Linked DNA regions of Homo sapiens: region 2 is linked to region 1. The links are chromatin contacts, found by Hi-C or POLR2A ChIA-PET in ENCODE. All regions are on one chromosome and are shown on one strand. Each heading gives the region's core, a stretch centred on a gene start or an enhancer-like site at or near the end of the contact. The rest is flanking DNA. Distances are from core to core; before and after follow the strand shown.

The links. Hi-C counts contacts between places; a loop is a spot of excess contacts on that map. ChIA-PET counts read pairs that join two places held with the same protein, here RNA polymerase II (POLR2A). Pooled maps may share reads with other maps.
Region 2: a map of B cell shows a loop between it and region 1 (4-fold over the local background). The contact joins the promoter of FBRSL1 here to the enhancer-like site in region 1. A Hi-C loop is called at or near these places in 12 of 168 maps with a recorded cell type or tissue (B cell, CD4-positive, alpha-beta T cell, CD4-positive, alpha-beta memory T cell and 6 more), 33 of 37 single-sample maps with no recorded cell type and 18 of 50 pooled maps. POLR2A ChIA-PET finds 5 or more read pairs at or near these places in 11 of 52 experiments (CD4-positive, alpha-beta T cell, CD4-positive, alpha-beta memory T cell, CD8-positive, alpha-beta memory T cell and 8 more).

Annotation. Positions count from the first base shown.
Region 1 is chr12:132,447,613-132,452,273 of GRCh38, forward strand. No RefSeq gene overlaps it. Among named protein-coding and RNA genes, the nearest start is that of MUC8, 25 kb to the right of the region's middle. RefSeq lists silencers at 2,099-2,148, 2,179-2,248 and an enhancer at 3,483-3,792. Within about 2 kb of position 2,144, at least 3 of the 41 ENCODE cell types and tissues checked have a DNase peak (open chromatin) inside an H3K27ac peak, as active enhancers do; they include B cell, where a contact is called at or near this core.
Region 2 is chr12:132,487,516-132,492,176 of GRCh38, forward strand. FBRSL1 (fibrosin like 1) reads left to right here and starts at 2,636. Exons shown (of 19, transcript NM_001367871.1): 1 at 2,636-3,346. The coding sequence starts at 3,056. RefSeq lists enhancers at 1,597-1,726, 3,724-4,287 and silencers at 1,917-1,986, 2,117-2,566.

The DNA.
Region 1 (4,661 bases), core at 894-3,393:
ACAGAGGCTGAAGTTGGGGGCGGGGAGGTGGGGGGCAGGCACGTGAGGAGCCGTTGAGTTTGCAGAATCTGGAGGAATCAAGAGGGCCCAGGACAGTCTTTTAAGCCAGTACCAGGTTCTCAAAGTGAGAAATGGCCTCTGGCCTAAGGGTGAAGACCTCAAAGGCGTGGCTGAAGCAGCTTTATTGAGATTTGCAAGATTCACAAGCTATCTTTTAGACTCGATACAGTCAGGCCTCTGGGAACCTCGAGGGCGCCCTTCCGCAGCCTCCTGGGTCTCAGCCCAAGGAGACAAGAGCTTGCCCCAGCGAGCAGGTGTGGGTTAACTCAGTCACGCCCGCAGGAGACACACAGGGTTTCTGCAGAGAGCTCTGTTGTGGAAGTGCCGTCAGAGAGAGGCGGCTCGGTGTGGAAACAGGCCTCTTTATGCTCAGGAGGCAGGCTGAGAAGCTGCCCGGCCACAAGCACAGGCCACCTCTTGCAGAAGAGGGACCTTAACTCTGACCTCAGCCAAGAGCCCAGGAGACACAGCCTGGGGTCACAAAGAGTCAGCTCCTAGGAGCAGGCGGTGCTCACCTAGAAGCTGCTGGTGTGGACCTGGCTGGAGCTCAGGTTTCTGCCAACCGTGTCTGCTCCTCCTGTCCCTGCTGTTTGAACGGGGGTGTCGGCGTGTTCGTCCCGCCCCTGCCTTGTCATCGCATATTGGGTCTAGGGCCCCAGAGAAGTGCACGCCTGTGATCCCAGGCTTCTTAGTTCAGTTCCTCAGATGGAGATGTGGGTGAGAGACGCTGAGGGCCTCCTCCCCAGCCCTCGTTCTGATATGATCAAGGACTCCAAGCCTGGGCCTGAGGATGCAGCGGAATGAGAGGCCGAGGTCTCTGGAGATTGAGTGTGTTTTCACGTGGAGCTAAGGGTCACTGAGTGAGAGGGTGGCCGCCCCTTGTGCTGGCTTCTCCCTTGATGAATCTGGACTGGCCCCGAGCTACAGACTGAATCATCCCAAACTGGGAGACTTACACAAGCCTCCCTCCGGCTTCCAAAAGTTCCTTGGCTTGAGGATAACTTGGCAATCTCCCCTTGTGGAAGGACCCCAGTCCAGGATGGCCTCATCTTTGCTCATCACATCTGCGACACGGCCCTATTTCTAAATAAGCTCACCCTCTGATGACCCTATTTCATTCTTTTGAGACGGAGTCCCGCTCTGTCACCCAGGCTGGAGTGCAGTGGTGCGATCTCGGCTCACTGCAGGCTCCGCTTCCCGGGTTCAAGCCATTCTCCTGCCTCAGCCTCCTGAGTAGCTGGGACTACAGGCGCGTGCCACCACGCCCGGCTAATTTTTTCTAATTTTTAGTAGACACGGGGTTTCACTGTGTTAGCCAGGATGGTCTCGATCTCCTGACCTTGTGATATGCCCGCCTCGGCCTCCCAAAGTGCTGGGATTACAGGTGTGAGCCACTGCACCCGCCCTTTTTTTTTTTTTTTTGAGACGGAGTCTTGCTCTGTTGCCCATGCTGGAGTGCAGTGGCACAATCTCGGCTCACTGCAACCTCTGCCTCCCAGGCTCAAGCGATTCTCCTGTCTCAGCCTCCTGAGTAGCTTGAATTACAGGCACATGCCACCACACCCAGCTAATTTTCGTATTTTTAGTAGAGATGGGGTTTCACCATGTTGGCCAGGCTGGTTTCGAACTCCTGACCTCAGGTGATCCGCCTGCCTCGGTCTCCCAAAGTGCTGGGATTACAGGCGTGAGCCACCGCACCTGGCTGAAAAATTTATTTTTTTAAAAAGAGAGAAGTGCTTAGGAAATTCAATAAACTTACCTTTTTTTTTTCTTTCAAAAATTGCCCCGCTTGGAGCATGCTTTGAAAGTCACAAATAAAGGCTGTTATGTCGTGGCATTCAACCATTTTTGTCTGAAAAGCAACTTCCAAAAATCAGCTGTAGATTCATTGTGTTTCTTTCTAAAAATGAAGTGTTGTAATTAACACTACCCAGTTTCATAAATAAACAAAACATATTTTCTTGCATTCTAGTTTCGGGTTTCAGGATGAAACCTCCATCGATATCTCTAGTTCCTTCAAGTCTGCTGAAATGTCACCTTCCCTGCGGCAAGCATATTTTAGGTAAGGCGTAAATGCAGCCTGCCCCTCCCGGCACCCCACTTCCCCTTGACTTATTTGAGTGATGTGTTTACCTGTGATGACCGCGGCTCATATCTCCCCACCAACCTCCGGGGGCCCCAGGAGGGCAGAGAGCATGTGCTGTGTTCACTGTTGCTTTGAAAGTGCTTAGAACTGTGTCTGGTACATAGTAAATGTTCAATTAAATTTTTTTTTTTACAGTTTCACTTTTCACACTTAAGCGTTTAATCCACTTGCAGTATAGTCATCCCTCGATATCCTCGGGATTGGTTTCAGGACCGCCCTTGGATCCTGAAATCAGCAGGTTCCCAAGGCCCTGGTATAAAGTGGCCTGGTATTTGCATAGAGCCTACCCACCTTCTCCCAATACTTTCAGTCATCTCTGGATGATTTGTAATACCTAATGCCATGTAAATGCATCCCCTGGCGTTCCCGGATACCTGCCTGCATCACACAGTCCCTGCCTGTCCATCTCGCAGCTTTACAGCCCAGGAAGGCCCAGGCCCGGCTCCTCCCGACCTCTCCCGAAGTCCCTTTCCCCCAGCCTTGGTCCCAGAAACAACCAGCTCGAGGTGGGGGCAGTGAACGCTCAGGGTGGAGTTGCAGGCTAAGCCCTCCTAAGCTGCCAGGGAGAAGCGCTTTTCTGCCAGCAGCTCTGCGGAGGAAAATTGATTTCCTTGGTAATGAAGTGTTAACCCGCTGGGGGTGCTCGGAGCCGCGCCAGGCAGGCGGGAGGCCCCAGTTTGCACAGGCAGTCTTCCCAGACATGTCTCAGAGTCCTCGTCCCAAGCTGCCTGGGGCCCCGGGTGGGCCTGGAGTGACCAAGGGCACACAGACCTGCTTGCGGGGTGAGCTGAGCCGGCAGGGCCCAGCTCCCCAGGCCGGGAGGCTCCATCACCTCGTAATCATCTGGTGGTCTGGTGCCTGCCGGTCCAGGAGAGTCGCACACACAGTAAAATCCTCCAAAATCAAACACAGCTGCTTTTGCTCCTCCTGGAAAGGCAATGAGAAGCCCCAGAGGAGGTTAATGAAGTGCCTTGGAGCCCTCGGCCTTAGCCTGCAGCTGCTGATTTTCCAAGCAGGGCCATCTGAATGGGGGAGGCTTCTCCCAGGGTCCCTGGGCTGATGTAGGGGCTCAGCCATCTCAGTCCCTGAGGCTGGACCCCTCCTTGATGAGGGTCATGGTCCGACAGGGAGGGCCAGGCAGCATCAGCGCAGGTGTGGCCACTCCCTCCCTCCCCTCCTCCTCTGCTGGCCCCATGGCAGCCCCCCAGGAGCTACACAGCCTTGAATCCCCTCAGGGAGGCCCCCAAGGCCCGTTTGGGGAGCTGCCCACGCGGAGCCCAGCACGCCCGCCCGGCTTCTGCAGGGAGGGGCCCATCTCTTCCTGGCTGTGCTGGGTTTTCCAGTGCAGGCCAGAGGGGAAACTCCCATGATCGAGCCCAGCTGAGCCCCCTGCTCCAGCCCTGGGGGGCCGAGGAAGAGCAGGTTCTGAGACCCCGACCAGCTCAGGGCATCCAGGAGGGGCCAGGGCACCCTCTGTGCGGCTGGGGTGTCCTCCCAGTCTCCCCTCCTGCTGTCACTGGCCCGCGAGGCATCTGGAGGGCCCACACCTGCCAGTGACCCCTCTGGGGGGTTGTCCCAGGCTGCGCTGACTTCCTTTCTGTGGCGCGGGTGACACAGACGGCGACTCTCCAGGGCGGGGCAGGGGCTGGCAGGGCCGCCGGGTGTTCCCTGACCCTGGAGGCTTCGGGGAGGGAGGGGAGGACGCCAAGCAGGGGCGGGAGCTTAGAGTCCCCCCCACAGCTCATCAGGCCACGCGAGTCCTGCAGGGTGGTCTGGGATGGCCCCTCACCCTCTGACGTCCTCTTGGGCTGGGCCAGTGAGGAGCAGCCACAGGAAGGCGGAGGGTCGGGGGTGGAGGTTGGAAGGCAGAGGGCGGAGGGCGGGCGGGGGCATCCATTCTCCCGAACAGGGGTCTTGCTGCGCGACTCTTCCATCTCACGCTGCCGGACCTGTCTCTTCCCCGCCGTCCACGCTGGGGACGGTTTTAGTGATTTCCCCGGGTTCTGTGCCCTAAATCCTGCCACACTTCAGCCACATCCCCCTCATTACTCCTAATTTGGATTCCCAGGTGGAGGGGCCAGCCCACCCTGGCTGCAGTGGGAGGGCAGCCCCTGAGTGCACAGCCTGTGGCCCACAGAGGACGGGGTCTGCGCTCTGAGGAGGGTTCCCGGCCCGCATCGGTCAAGGCAGAGATGAGGAGGAGGCCATGAGGCTGGCGTGGTGTGGCCACAGCCCAGCTAGAGGGGAGGGCATTTGCACGGGATCCAGTGGTGTTTCCCCAAATTCGCATCCACTGAAACCTCGGAACGTGGCCTCTGCAGGTGTGATGTGAAGTGAGGATGAGGTCATCTTGGATTGGGGTGGGCCCTAAATCCAATGACTGGTGTCATAAGAGAGGAGAGACAGATACACACAGAGAGGGGATGACCGTGAAGAGGGAGGCAGAAACGCACAC
Region 2 (4,661 bases), core at 1,386-3,885, 40 kb after region 1:
AGAAGGTTCCCAAAGCAAGCCCTCCCTGGGGAGCACCTGAGCCCAGAACTCCAGAGACGGCGGCTGGTCCCTGGGGAGCACCTGAGCCCAGAACTCCAGCATCGGCGGCTGGTCCCTGGGGAGCACTTGAGCCCAGAACTCCAGAGATGGCGGCTGGTCCCTGGTTGGCCATCTGGACACCTGGAAATGGATCAAAGGAGAGAAGGCACCTGGGGACGCCTTCCCCAGGACAGCCAGGGAAACCCGGGGGGGAGCCCAAAAAGGAAGCCCCTGAGGAGGTCTACAGAGCCCCTGCCCTTCACTGGGGTCACACATCTGAACATCTTCGGAGATCAGATAAACAAACAGTGTATGTCTATAATCAGAAACTTCAGGCTGGGCACAGTGGTTCACGCCTGTAATCCCAGCACTTTGGAAAGCTGAGGCGGGTAGATCACCTGAGGTCAGGAGTTCGAGACTAGCTTGGCCAACATGGCGAAACCCCATCTCTACTAAAAATACAAAACATTAGTCAGACATGGTGGCATAGGCCTGTAGTCCTGGGTACTCGGGAGGCTGAGACAAGAGAATGGCTTGAACCCGGGAGACGGAGGCTGCAGTGAGCCAAGATCACGCCACTGCACTCCAGTCTGGGTGACAAAGTGAGATCTGTCTCAAAAAAAAAAAAAGAAAAAGAAAAAGAGAAAGAAACTTCAAATCCAAAACCTCAGACCTTCCCAAGCAATTCTTCTGGGGGGGAGGGGGTGCCCACAGGATGCCCCTTGCAGTCTGACTGACCTCTGGGCCCAGCCTAGGGTGGGATGGCCTCTGGGAGCCTCGGGGAACAGGTGAGGACTCCCAGGCTACTTGGGAAGAGGCCTGTATTTAAACAAGAGCCTCAAATGCCACCTGGGTGACCCTCGCCCACATTTCCTGGCCTTCTGTCCAGGGAGGGGAATTCGGGAGCAGGCGTGCATGGAGAAACTACTCGGGGTCCGTTTCTGTCTTCCTAATGAGGCTTTTAAAAATCAAAAGGGAGGATGCTGGAGGGTGAAACCACGGTTTAACAAAACCCGGAATGGGAAGAGGGGGAGGGGGACCCTGCCCCCACCCTGGGGAGGCTTTGACAGGGAACCAGAGAGCGGGCTGGGTGGACTGGAGGAGGCTGGGTGAACAGGAAGTCCCCCCACCCCAGTGAGCTACTTTCCCAACTGCCTCAGCCCAGCAAACAGCCAGTGGTGCCTGGACCACACCCTTCCTGCCCTGCACAAGAGGCCGCCAGTAGGCTCTCCCAGAGGCAGGGTAAAGTGGACCCCGCAGAGTGGGCGAGGACCCGTTCCCACTAAGGGCAACCGAGGGCAGGGTCCCACCACTGTCTTGGGCACCCTCCCCTCCGCCCTCCAGCAAACCACCATTCTTCTCCGAGGGCCTGTGCAGGGGTGTAGCCCCGACCTGAAACAGGGTGCCCATGACTGCTGGGGCTCGGAGTCGTCACTCCTCGGGGAGGCCCTCTGGACCACCCAATGCCCACTCTCTGTGACACCTCCCCGTTCGATTTTCTTCAGATTATCCTTGGCTGATATTCTATTTGGCCCTGTGTTCAGGGTCTCTCTCCCACTTCTAAGAGGGTAGTCTATCTCAGCCGCTGCGGGGTCACCAACAGAGCCTGGACACAGGAGGCATCTGGCAAATACGCGCTGCATGAATCAATGACTCCAGTGCCCACGCGCAAGGGGCCCCTGGGCTCAGAAAACCCCACCAGGCGGGCCCCTCCGAGCTCGGCCTGTCCTGGGGGTGGAGGAGGAAGTTCGCCCCGCGCCTGCCTCGCAACCGCAGCCGCCTCCGTGCGCTTCCTGCCCGCGCCGCCCTCCACACTGCGCTCCGTGTCTGGCAGCAGCCCCCGCCTCGCTGGGCGCGTTCCCGGGGGTCTCGGTGGCGGGAGCCGCCTTCTTGTGGGACTTGGGGGCACGTGGCGCGGGGCGGGGACGCGGACAGACCCCTCCCGCATCCTAGGAGGCCTGGGAGGGTCCGCGGGGACGCGGGGAGGGGGCACCGCCTGGCCGAGGACCCTCCCCCGGTCCTCCCCGCCCCTTCCCCGTCCCTTCCACGCTCGCCGAGGGCAGGACTTCGGTTCCGCGAGACCGGAGGCCCCTCGTCCTCCTCGGAAGCCGCCCGCGGCCGGGGACCCCAGTCCCGCAGAGGAGGGCGGCGCTGCCCCCGCCTCCCGCTTGGAGAGCGCCGCCCGCAGGTGCCCACGGAGGGGCCGCGGCATCCCAGCGCCCTCCCAGGAAGGAGCCGAGCGGATCACCGCCGGCTGCAGCGGAGGTCGGGGCGCCGGGGAGGGGCGCGGCTAGGGGGCGAGGTCGAAGGGCGGGCACCTGCGGGTGGGGCGGGGCCTGAATTAGCGGGAGCGCCCGGGAGGGGCGGGGCCGGGGCCTGCGTGAGCGGGTCGGGGAGGGGGCGGAGCCTGCGGGGGGCGGGGCCTGCGTGAATGGGGCGGGGAGGGGCCGGAGCCTTGTGAGCGGGGCGGGCCGCGTGTGCGGGGTGGGGGCGGAGCCTTATGAGCGGGGCGGGGCAGGGGCGTGGTCGGGGCGGGGCGCGCGGGCGCCCGCGGCGGCCCTCACTTCCTCTGGCGAGCGCAGCCGGGCGGAAGTGCGTCAGTTGTTATCTGTTCGGGGCGCCGCCGCCGCCTCACGAGCCCGGTGCCCAGGAGCCCGGCCGCCTCCCGCCTGCCGCCTGCCGCGCCCGCCCGGCCCCGCCCGCTCGGCCCGATCGCCGCGCCGCGCGCATGGGGCGCGCCCCCGGGGGGGCGGCCGAGGGCCGCTGAGCGCCGGGCCCGCCCCCGCCGATGCGCCCAGCCGCCCGCGCCGGGGGTCCCAGGCCGCGCCGGGCCCGGGGCTGAGCCGCCCCCCGCGCCCGGCATGCCCGGCCCGGCCCGCCGCCCGCCGCCGCCCAGGGCCCGAGCCCGCGCGGCGCACACTCAGCCCGGCGGCGCCGCGTAGCCGAGGGAGCCCGCCTGCTGCGAGCCAGGCGCGGGGCGTCAAGGTCACCGGCCCGACGGGGCGCACGCGCGGCCATGGAGGCCAAGGTCCGCCCGAGCCGGCGCTCGCGCGCGCAGCGGGACCGTGGCCGGCGCCGGGAGGCCGCCCGCGACGCCCGCGCCCAGAGTCCGTCGTCGGGCGACGAGCCCGAGCCCAGCCCCGGCAAGGAGAACGCGGGCCTCCGCGGCGCGCCCCCCCGAGGCGCCGCCCCCGCGCCCCGCACCGCGCGTCCCCCGCGCCGCCGCCGCCGCGAGTCCAGCTCGCAGGAGGAGGAGGTCATCGACGGCTTCGCCATCGCCAGCTTCAGCACCCTGGAGGCCCTGGAGGTAGGTGGACGGGTGCGGCTTCGCAGGCGTTGAGGCGAGAACGGGGCCCGGAGTTGACGCGTCGGGCGATCCCGGGACCCCTGGGCTTGCGACCGCCCGCGCCGTGGGCAGCCCTGAGGGAAGCCCCGGCCACTTGGTACCCGTTCCAGGGACCCTGGGTGCCCACCGCTCGCCCAGACCGTCGCATCTGGAAGACCCAGCAGCGTCGGGTGGGTTTGGGGACGTTTTAAGTTGCAGAGGCAAAAAAATCTACGCTTCGAAATTGGGGGCTGTCTGACAGCACCGTCGGCCTTTTATCAGTTGTGTTTCTGTGGCCAGCATATCGCTCTGCCTGGTTCAGGACGTGCTAGGGAGCAGTGCTGGATCTTAGGGAGGTGGTGATAAAATGGATACTCCGCGGGCCATCCCGTTCCCTCCTCCCTTCGAGGGCTCTGCTGAGAAGGGGAGAAGGAGGGTTAATCTCAAGACCCCTCTTGGTGACTGCTGCCTGCTGCATGGTTAATAGATTGGCCAAAAATATTGCTTGTCTGGCTGACGGACAGTATTTGCTGAGCAAATACTGCTCCTCTTACATGAACTCAGCTGAGCAGAGAAGGAAATTAAATGCTGTCTGAGAGTTGGGGCAGGCGCTGTCTCCCCAGGACTGGCATGGGCAGGAATGCTAGCAAGTTGCCCTGCACCAGGGCCGAGACCCGCCCAGCGAGGTGTGCCCCGTGCAGCACTTACTTTGGGGGACCCTCATCTGCTGGACTTTGACTCCCAGAATCACCCCATTTCCAACCCCTCTCACTTTTCCAGGGGCTTGGGAGCCCATGGCCTGGGATCCCCCAGTCTCAGAAGCTGAGCTTTGGGAAAAGGGGAGATGCCTACTGCAGGCCCCTGAAGCAGCAAGTCCTCTTCAAGTTCTCATCCAAACTCTGGGGACTGTAGAGAGCCTTGGGTCAGGGCCGGTGGCCAGGGAAGTGGCCCCAGAACAGGTGCCGCATCGTGTCCCGAGTGCACAGTCAGAGCTGGGGCTTCGTGTCCCAAGTGCACGGACAGAGCTGGGGCTCCTGTGGGCCCAGGACGGGGTGGGTGGTGGCCAGGCTCATCACACAGGCTGGCCATCCTCTGTCCTGCACATTATTAGATGGCTCCAGGGCTGGCACACGCCATTGCTCTGTGCTGGGACGGGATGGCCCTGGGGCTGTCTTCTGCCCTCTCAGTGGTGATAATGACACAGACTGTACGTGTACTGAGCAATACTGCAAGCCAGGCCCTGCGCTCGGCTCCTGCACTGCAGCTGAGACCACGAGGATGCCCACTTTCCAGAGCT